Linked DNA regions of Homo sapiens: region 1 is linked to region 2. The links are chromatin loops, found by intact Hi-C in ENCODE. Cell type or tissue: PC-3. All regions are shown on one strand. Links, peaks and the distances in the headings refer to the core of each region. The heading gives the core; the rest is flanking DNA. Region 1 has its middle 9.4 kb from the start of LINC00557. Region 2 overlaps LOC101927284 (a long non-coding RNA gene).

Region 1 (5,385 bases), core at 211-5,210, 170 kb after region 2:
GTTTCAGGGTCTGGTATTTGTTTGTGCTTTATCTTCCCCTACCTCTTAATAAAAAGAGTAAACCAGTCTGCCTGTGAGAGTATTGACTGTGGTTAAGAATGCGGGATTGTGTTGCAAAGAAGCTCAGGCCTGTAATGTTATCACTCAGCAGGACTGGGTCCCATCAGAAGGCACATGGTGTGCCATGACGTAGCTGGTCTTCGACCACAAAAGCAGACTTTTCTCTGTGAATTAGACAAACCACACAAAAGGCAACAATAGCTAGCATAAACACCATTTAATACTATTCACAGGCTATTGAAGAGATGGGCGTTGACTAAGAATTGCTGCAACGCCAAGACATTGTAGTCAGATGAAAAGAGGCCTAATGAACAGGAAGCATCATTTGAGCAGGCTGACAGTAACCATATAACGGCGGGATTGTGGGGCTGGCATTTACCCCAAGGGTCTTTACGGTGAGAAAAATAAAGAGAAATTAAAGCATAAGGAATCCTCTTTGTGGGCACTTAAAGCCCATGAAGCAACACAAGAAGCTATACAATTGTCTTTTCAAGGCTCGTCTGTGCTTTAGATAATTATGAAAAGGAAACAGTTGGGGTGTGCTTGCTTATAGGAGTCTATATGACCCATTGGGAAGACTCTTCTATAAAAACAGATGAAATTTTCACAGCAAAATGAATAATTGTATGAGCTTTCACCTTGTTTTAAGACAGGAAGAACTAACTTCAGCTGGATTAGTCAAGCTATTTCGCCATTTCTGGCAGCCCCTTCTGGGTACACGAGGTATCCGTGGCAAGACATCCTCATTTTTCAACAGGTTCATGAAGAAAAGGAAAGTTAAATAAATCTTTGGAAATATAATGCTTATCTTTAAAATATTTATACCTCTGTCTAATAGATACTCATTTATAGGAATATGACGTAGGGATTTAAAGAAAATACTTTTGAAGCAAATCTTTAATGATAATCATTCTTTGATGTATACTGAGCATTTTGTTAAAAAAAAAAGCGTAATCAGTACACAAAATACATTAAGGAATGCTACTGAGGATCGCACAAGGAGATTTTTTACAAGCTAGAAGGAACCCTGGAATGTTCTGGAATGACATTTTACTGAGGGAAAAATAAGAACCAGGGTGTTAAGTGACCAGCTATAGTCATATAACTAGTGATAGCAACTCACGTGAGACCCAGGTCTCCTGACTCCCTGTCCACTGTGCTTTCTACTATTTTGAATATAGAAATATTTTGATTTTTTAATATAGACATCATTATTTCATATATAACATAATCTTTTTGGTTGTTTATTTAGCTGTTTAACCTCTCCTGGTTGTTTAACATCCCTGTGCCTCAGTAGTACTCTCTGTACAATGGGGTTAACCTACCCTAAAGAAATGTTGAGAAGGACTAAATGAGTAAGTGTATATAAATGTTTGCTACTATTATTGTTTATAAAACAGCAGTGAGGATTTTGAAGATGATGGTTCCACTGAAGTCTGGGCTATCAGGGAACATCTGGATCACTCAGGAAGACCAACAGCTCTTACAGCAGGTAAGAGGTCTGAAGACCAAAGAAGTTCTGATTGACCCGAGACACAGACATTGACAGACCATTCTCAGGTCTTCTCACTGCAAACCAGAGCTCTTTTTCTAACTCTATGATGATGTCTCTCAAGACCTTAAAATATACTCTGTAAGAACAGTGAAACTGCCTACTGTAACCAAGCATGTTGAATAAAGCTCCCAGTAGAAGCTGACTATATACACTAAATGCTCTTTTCTTTAAAGCAGTTTTCAAATTTTAGTGTGCATTAGAAAAGAAAAGAAGTTTAGGGAGGTCCTTCCCCAACATATTATAATTCCGTGGGTCTCACAGAGGGCCCAGGAAACCATGTTTTTAAAAAGCACCTCTCGTCAGTGATTCTGATAGGTTGTCCAAACGCTACACTTTAAGGAAAATTCCCTGAAAGAATAGATTCCAGTTTTCTTATTTGTACTCTGTGTCAACAGTTGCCATCTAAGTTGGTTTGCTGGCAATGATGATAATCAACAAAAGGATTCTTTTATACTAGTAAAAAATTAACTAGAAAAAAAAAGCTAGTTCTGCTAAAGCTGAACCCATCTTGCTGTCTCAAAGCCCCAAATTATCACTCTAACTCCAGTCAATCATCTTGCCCATGTAAAAATAATGGATTTGTGACAGAGAACATAACAGGTCATCACTGATACCTTATCACAATAGGAAAAGCTCCGAGAAACACTGCTCTACTGAATGGTAGATTTATCAATGTCAGACATTCATTTATTCATCTACCAATCATCTTTGCCAAGAACTACGGTTCTGGAAAAGAGAGATTTAAACGAAACAAGCCATAATACCTTCAGCCCTCAGGCGGGTTATAACCTAGTAGGACAAGTAAAACATACACACACTTATCTTTGAATAAAAGGCATAGTATACCACCCGAGTTGTTCTGCAACTAGTTCAGCTGCTGATTTGTATTTTCTTTCTCCTCAAGTCGCTTAAAGTAACACAGGGATCAGATAATGGAAGGGACGCCAGAGCGAAAAAGATAAAGCAGGAAGAGGCCATCTACTGGCAGCTTTCTTCCTGTCCACTTCGCCTGCCCTATTTGTGTTTGCTTGACTCCTCCGCACATCCTGAAAACTTTGCACACAAATATCTTCACTATATCGCTTTAGCCCCATCCAAAAAAAGTGTACTGAGCAATTGTTCTGTGCCATGCTTTGGGAACCTCCCAACAATGGGAAAGGAATAGAATGGGGCCTGGGCAGTCAAACAGGCAGAGAATATTCTTTTTTTTCCCCCGCCAAGACTCCGCTCTTGTCACCCAGGCTGGAGTGCAATGACGCGATCTCGGCTCACTGCAACCTCCGCCTCCCAGGTTCAAACAATTCTCCTTCCTCAGCTTCCCATGTAGCTGGGATTACAGGCGACCGCCACCATGCCTGGCTAATTTTTTCGTATTTTTAGTAGAGATGGGGTTTTACCATGTTGGCCAGGCTGGTCTCGAACTCCTGACCTCAGGTGATCCACCCGCCTCGGCCTCTCAAAGTGCTGGGATTACAGGTGTGAGCCACCGTGCTCAGCCAAGGATACTCTTTATAGCATCATTCATTAGTATTTTCTCTCTGCCCCAAAGTGTGCATTAGACCTTTACAAATAATGGTGTCATTTAATCTCCACCGTAACCCTGACAGCATTATTACCTTCGTTTTATGATGAAAACACTGAGGCTTGGGGAAGTCAAATAATTTTCCAGCTTCACACAGCTGGTGTTAGAAAAAAGATGAAAATCCTGTCTGATTCTAAAGATCACATTCTTAACTTCTCTGCATATTTGAATTTCTATTTTCTGTGCACTCACTATATGCCAGGCCCAGTGCTAGACAGAGGTTATGTTCACACCGTGTAAGGAGTTCCGGAATGCTAACACATTGATTGTAAGGCAGTGCTTCTCCCGCGGAGGCAATTGTGAGGCTCCACTCACCGGGAGTATTTATCAATGGCTGGAGACATTTTTGGTTGTCAAACTGTAGGAGAAGGGAGTGTACGGGCATCCTCCGAGTCGAGGCCAGGGATGCTGTGATGTATCCAGCAGCACACAGGGGAGCTCCCACAGCAAAGAATTAGCCTGCCCAAAGTGTCAGTGGGGTTGAGGCTGAGAAACCCTATGATGAAGGAACTGAGTGGAAGCAGCATTAACTGGGGAGGGAGTGGCAGAGGGTCAGAATGATTCCAAAGAAGGTGATACTTTGAGTTGAGCTTGGAAGGGTGAGTGAAAATTTTCCATCTTGAGAGAGGAGAGTGAATCAGGAAGAGAACACGAGAGAAGATGCTCAGCGAACAGCAGGTGTTTTGCAGGATGTGAGCAGAGGGAGTGCATGGGAAGGGAAGGAGGCAATAAGCCTGACAGACAAGCCTAGGTGCCTTCTGCTCAGGAGGGAAGAGGCACAGGCCAGAGTCAGAGTGGGGAGGGGACTGGCAGTAAAGAGACCAGTCTAATGAGGTCTGCACTCATTAGACTCATTCCCCTAAAGTTAGAGAACCCAGAAGGCAGGATTTGTCAGAGCAAACAGGGAGAGGATGCAGATGATATGGAGGAAGTGGAATAGACTCTCATTGTCTACTTTAGTGGGATGAAGAAAAGGGAGAAATCAAGGCCCAGGGCCTGGTTTAGAGTCTGTTTAGAGTCTGCAGAACTGGGAAGTGTTGAAGTGAAAGAGAAGAAACATGGTTAGAGCAGGAATGCTGGTTACTCAGGATGGGTCTCACATTGGCCTCTGTATTCTTTTGTCCAACCAACTATGGATCTGGTGGGTATGATACTCAGGCCCTATCTTCACAGTTCTAGAAATTAGATCTACAAATGTATCTGCAAAAAAAGTCAAGTTCCCCCCTTTCTTGTGACCATAGGGGTTCATGGGAAAGGGGACATCTGCCTTTGCTCAAGCTTGCTGCCTCCTCTACTATGCTTTCTTCTTCCTTTCTCTACAAGTTTCTCCAAAGCATCATCTATAATCCTTGTTTCCAATTCCCGTAGCTTCTCACAATGTTTTTTCCTCATCACATTACTGAGACTGAATTTTCTAAGGATATTGTTGATCTTAGCACTTAAATCCAATGGCCTTCTTCAAGCTCTATCTTCTGCAACTAATTTGCAGTGTTTCACACTGTTAACTTTATCATTTTCCTTGAAATGCTGATTTTCCTGGGTTTCCATCCTACTGACTCTCATGATTCACTCATAACCCCTTTTTGAACTCAGCAAGGGTCCCAAAAATGGGATCCCCCAAGAGGTCACCCTGACCCTTCTTATCTATTTCTTCATTATTTTCTCTTGGAAACCCCATACCTCCATTTACTATCTATCTTATACACACCCAAATACAATGTATAGTTCTTGCCCTGTCTTTTATCTCATTGTCTTTCCAGTTCCTTACCTCCATAGGGAGATCACAGCAGTGCCTCCAGCTGTGAAATGCCATGGAATAGACTGAGCACTGACTCCATCATCTGTGTCTCTCTGGCCCTGGCCATGGTGCTTACCACTCCAATCAGCTCACATATTAATGAAGTTAATGTGTATTAAATGACTGTTAGAGATAGAATGGCCATAACCAAAAAAGACAGCACTACTGAAAAAAATAGATAATACAAAAAGTGGAAAAACATCCCATGCTCATGGATTAGAAGACTTAATATCATTAGAATGACCATACTGCTCAAAGCAATCTGCAGATTCAACACTATTGCTATCAAACTACCAACATCATTTTTTCACAAAATTAGAAGAAAACTATTCTAAAATTCATGTGAAACCAAAAAAAGAAAAAAGAGCCTGAATAGCCAAAGCAGTCCTC
Region 2 (5,385 bases), core at 150-5,149:
TGAATTGTATTCTCTGATGACTGGCATCTTTATAAGAGAAAAGAGAGGGAGATTCAGACAGACACAGAGAGATGCAGAGAGAATTTTGTTCACCTAAAATTAACCATTTTAAAGTGCCTAATTGTGTGGCATTTAGTAAATTCACAACGTTATGCAAACAGCACTTCTTTCTCTCTCTCTTTTATTTTTATTTTTATTTTTTGGGAAACGGAGTTTCACTCTTGTCGCCCAGGCTGGAGTGCAGTGGTGTGATCTTGGCTTATTGCAACCTCCACCACCCAGGTTCAGGCAAATCTCCTGTCTCAGCCTCCCTAGTAGCTGAGATTACAGGCGCGTGTCACCATGCCGGCTAATTTTTGTATTTTTAGTAGAGATTGGATTTCACCATGTTGGTCAGGCTGGTCTCAAACTCCTGACCTCAGATGATCCGCCCACCTCAGCCTCCCAAAGTTCTGGGATCACAGGCATGAGCCACCACGCCCCGCTAAGCATCACCTCTTTGTTGTTCCAGAACACTTTAGTCACCCCAAAAGGAAAGAGTTCCCATGAATCAATGACACTCCATTCTTTAAGCCACTCTAGCCCCTGGCAACCACAAATCTGCTTTCTGTCTCTGTGGATTTACATGTTCTAGATGTTTCTTATAAATGAAATCATATGATATATGGTCTTTTGTGTCTGGCTTCTCTCATTCAGCATAATGTTTTCTAGGTTCATTCACATCATAACACGTTAGTACTTCTTTCCTTTTTATGATTGAATAATATTCCATTGTATGGATATACCACATTTGTTTATTGTAGTTTCTTTATTTTCATTTTCTCTTCTAAGGCACCCTATTCTTGTTCCTGGAAGCAGGTTGCCTATAGGATTGAATCCATGGGGGTGGGAACACATAAGGATGACAGCTAAATAACTACACTCAAGGCCTTCTTTTCAATTCTCCAGGGCCCACTGTTGGTCCCTTTAGCAATCAGCTTGGTACTGACCTTGAATCAGTCACTTGATCTCCCTGTCCCTCAATTTCCTCAGCTATAAAGTAGGCTTGATGACTGCCTGCTACCTATCCCACAGGGAATAACGAGTTAATGCTCATTAAAAGCTTTCAGCTTCTCAGATGTTAGGCACCATATATTGTAGATAAGTACAACGTAGCAATCTAATAAGCATCCTCTGGGAGTTCAGTTTGTTTTTCCTAATTATCTTTTTTAAAAATGACAAACCTCAGCAAATTTTCCCAGGCATGTGGGGTGCACCCTTTCTCATTCCAGAACATGCCTTACTCTTGGGCATAGTGGGGGTATGCTCTCAGGGCTACCTGAAAGGGGTCTTTTCTCTGCTTGCCCCAGCACATTACCTGCTCATCAATTCTAGAATCAATGTAGGGTGTTAAAGATGACTGAGCAGCCACCATTTGCCAAATGTAAGACAATTGGGTCTACGATCTCATTAGATTCTTAAGGCAGCCATGTGATACAGATGTTACTCCAATCTGAATATGAAGCCATGGAAGCCCAGTGGGATAATGTGACTCGTGCAAAGTTCCAAAGCCAGGAACAAGAGGAGGTAGGACTCAGTCCTGCTTGTGTAACATCTTTGCAGTCTGTGCTGCTTCACTTTCAGAATGGACTGGTGGCATTCCTGAGAAGGTTTTGAGTGGTCATATTGGACTCTGTGCATCTGAAAGGTCTTGGGAGAACAGTAAGATGGAATGGAAGAAGCAAACATACTGATTTGAATGGGACAACCCCTAAATTCATGTCCACTCAGAACCTCAGAATGTGATCTTATTTGGAATGAGGATCTTTGCAGATGTAGTTGGTTAAGATGACGTCACTTAATCTCCATGTGCCTCAGTTTCCTCAGCTATAAAGTAGGCTTGATGACTGTCTGCTACCCATAAGGGTAGGCCCTAAGTCCAATGACTGGTGTCTTTTTTTTTTTTTTCTTCAAGACAGAGTTTCACTCTGTAGCCCAGGCTAGAGTGCAGTGGCGCGATCTCTGCTCACTGCAAGCTCCACCTCCCGGGTTCATGCCATTCTCCTACCTCAGGCGTAGCTGGGACTACAGACGCCTGCCACCGGGCCCGGCTAATTTTTTGTATTTTTATTAGAGACGGGGTTTCACCATGTTAGCCAGGATGGTCTCTATCTCCTGACCTCGTGATCCACCCACCTCAGCCTCCCAAAGTGCTGGGATTACAGGCGTGAGCCACCGCGCCCAGCCGACTGGTGTCTTTTTAAGAGAAAGTAGAGGGAGATTCAGATGCACACAGAGGGAAGAAGGCAGAGGTGGGAGTGATAAAGCTGCAAGCCAAGGAATGACAAAGATTGCCAGAAACCACCGGAAGCTAAGAGGCAAAGAAAAAATCTGCCTTAGAACCTTTGGAGGAAGCAAGGCCCTGCCAGAGCCTTGATTTCAGCTTCCAGAACTGTGAGCTAATACATTCCTGTTGTTTTAAGCCGCCCAGTTTATGGTACAGAAGTCCTTGGAAACCAATACATAAACCTTCCTACATTTTGTAAGTTGGCCTGTGGACTCTTCCACTGGACTCTTCATGTCACAGTTAATTATGGAATGAGAAAATATTCTGAACTGTTTAGATTATCAGAAATTGAAATTTTTATGAAAAAGAAAAATCCCTTCCCATGAGCAGCCTTTAGCCACCTGGCTATGATGATTCTCAAGAAACAAAAATGTCAGTGGAAAAGAAAAAGTTTATAAAGGAATAGAATGATATATATAAGTAAGTATAACTACTATAGTAAGTATACTACCCTTAAGTAGGTATAATTACTAAATTTCTTTTTAAAGAAATAGACTAGAAGGCATAGGTTTGATGCCCAGGGAAGTGAAAAGATTGCTAGTGTTTGAAACAGTTTATTTAACGAAAAAGAAGAAAGAGCTGGAAACAAATAATAAATAAATTGAGCTGGGCGCGGTGGCTCACGCCTGTAATCCCAGCACTTTGGGAGGCCGAGGCGGGCAGATCATGAGGTCAGGAAACGGAGACCGTCCTGGCTAACACAGTGAAACCCCGTCTCTACTAAAAATACAAAAAACAATTAGCCAGGCATGGTGGCAGGCACCTGTAGTCCCAGCTACTTGGGAGGCTGAGGCAGGAGAATGGTGTGAACTTGGGAGGTGGAGCTTGCAGTGAGCCGAGATCCTGCCACTGCACTCCAGCCTGGGCGACAGAGTGAGACTCTGTCTAAATAAATAAATAAATAGAAGTGAAGAACAAGAAAATGTTAACCTGAACTTAAAATGTTGGTTGCAACATATTTACCAAGACTAGTCTTCTGGTGAATGCATCTGGAAATTCAGGGTCAAGAGGATTTTTCTCTCTGGGTTGAGTACAGGGATTAATGGAAGGCAAAGATGATATCATTTATCAAAGTAATATAGATTAGGTGTGGGAGATTTTTGACTGATGTCCGCTTGTGTTACTTTTTATTAATTGGTTCATCTTACACTTCACTGCTGAAGCTTATACAGAGGGTGGTGGTCAAAGTTTGGCTAAAAAGAGCCTAATTTTCAGGTTGAGGGGTGGATAGTCAGCCATTTTTCATTCAGTTGGGCAGAAAGAGCAGAGGATAGATGACCCAAAGTCCTGATTTCTATTTCAAATTCTCCATCAACTAGCTTATGACCTTGCATAAGATCACCCAATATCCACAAGTCTCAGTTTTCTCTTCTGTTTTATGAAAGTACCAAGCAACATGATGTGTAGAACACCTGTATGTACTATGAATAAAATACCCCTTTTCCAGTTAAATAAAGAAGCCAAACATGATAACGGTGTTTCAAGATGTACAGAGATTGGGGTAGGGGCCAACTCAAAGGACGTAGGTAAATGTACTGTTTATTCGGAGCAGAATTAATGATTTAAGATGAGGTTTCATGAAAGCCTAAGTACATAAGTCAAATGAATTCTATCAATTAACTTGATGATATCCCAAATTCATTGCTGTACACGCAGGTCCAAATGATCATATCCCCCTGATATTCTGCATTAGAAGAAACTGACACAAAGCCTTAAAATGATAGTCTTAAGAAAACAGATTAATGCATTAATATTTTATAGCAAAATCTCTAATCTAAAGAAAAAATGCTTTCCAAAAGTAATGACAATGGAATGAGACCATGTGATGGTTAATATTGAGTGCCAACTTGATTGAATTGAAGGATGTAAAGTATTGATCCTGGGTGTGTCTGTGATGGTGTCGCCAAAGGAGATTAGCATTTGAGCCAGTGGGCCAGGAAAGGCAGACCCACCCTTAATCTGAGTGGGCACAATCTAATCAGCTACCAGCATGGCCAGAATATAAAGCAGGCAGAAAAATGTGTAAAGGCTAGACTTGTTTAGCCTCCCAGGCTACATCTTTCTCCCATGCTGGATGCTTCCTGCCCTCGAACATCGGACTCCAAGTTCTTCAGCTTTGGGACTCAGACTGGCTTCCTTGCTCTTCCATTTGCAGATGGCCTATTGTGGGACCTTGTGATTGTATGAGTTAATACTACTTAATAAACTCCCTTTTACATATATCTATCCTATAGTTCTGTCCCTCTAGAGAACCCTGACTAATACAGACCAGTGAAGTTAGTAAAAGGAAATGAGATCACCTTTATAGTCTTCTCTGCATACATACCTGCACATAAAAATGTCAAAATGTCTTGTTTTTGGTAGATGCTCAAAAAAAGTTGGTTGGATGAATAAAAACTTTCCTCTTGTATTACACCAATTGTTTCCCTTCCTCTTCCATTTTTACTTTGTTTTTATAAAATATTATATTTTTAATAAAATGTTTTTATATTTTATATTTTTACTTTGATTTTCTAGGGTTTTGTTTTGTTTTGTGTTTTAGATTTGGGGGCAGCACCATAAAAAACTGATCACCCAGGCACCTCCTTGCTCCTTCCCTGGCAGTCCCTAAAGTGATCCATTTAGGCTAAAGTTTTGATGAAACCATGAAACTCACCATTAAAGATTCCTAAGACTTCATTCTCAAAATGATAGTATGCTCATTCATTTCAAATGCAAACTAACAAAAAATACCCAATCCAAGTTTTCCCACAAGTTAAGCCAACATCAAAAATTATTTTTCTGTGCCAAATTTTTAGTACATTAAAAGTTATGAGTATCTGTAGGTTGAATTTGGGCCAGTAAGGAGAGTTTCATTTCCTTGACAGGACTAAATTTTTATGGGGAACTCTCATAATCAGGATTTCTTTAGCAATCACATCTAACACAATTTCTGAATTCCATAGAACTAACCGACTACCATTGTCTATATCAGTTTATAGTCTCCTGGCAGTCACAGGCCATTTAACCTAATGGATAGCAGAGTTTGCAGCTGAAATTGGGTGGGAGAGCTAGAGCTT

The links. Peaks named below come from ENCODE experiments on the same cell type or tissue, not always from the same donor. Only the 100,000 strongest peaks of a DNase experiment are listed, where the experiment ranks them.
Region 1: it touches region 2 in a loop (2.0-fold over the local background); 1 of 110 quality-filtered maps calls a loop at or near these places.

The regions. Positions count from the first base shown.
Region 1 is chr13:94,947,923-94,953,307 of GRCh38, forward strand. No RefSeq gene overlaps it. Among named protein-coding and RNA genes, the nearest start is that of LINC00557, 9.4 kb to the right of the region's middle. RefSeq lists an enhancer at 1-550. In PC-3, for the core only: a CTCF peak has its summit at 2,586; no DNase peak of the experiment used is centred there.
Region 2 is chr13:94,781,866-94,787,250 of GRCh38, forward strand. All of the region lies in intron 2 of LOC101927284 (a long non-coding RNA gene), which reads left to right. Among named protein-coding and RNA genes, the nearest start is that of SOX21-AS1, 72 kb to the left of the region's middle. In PC-3, for the core only: no CTCF peak of the experiment used is centred there; no DNase peak of the experiment used is centred there; H3K27ac peaks cover 728 bases.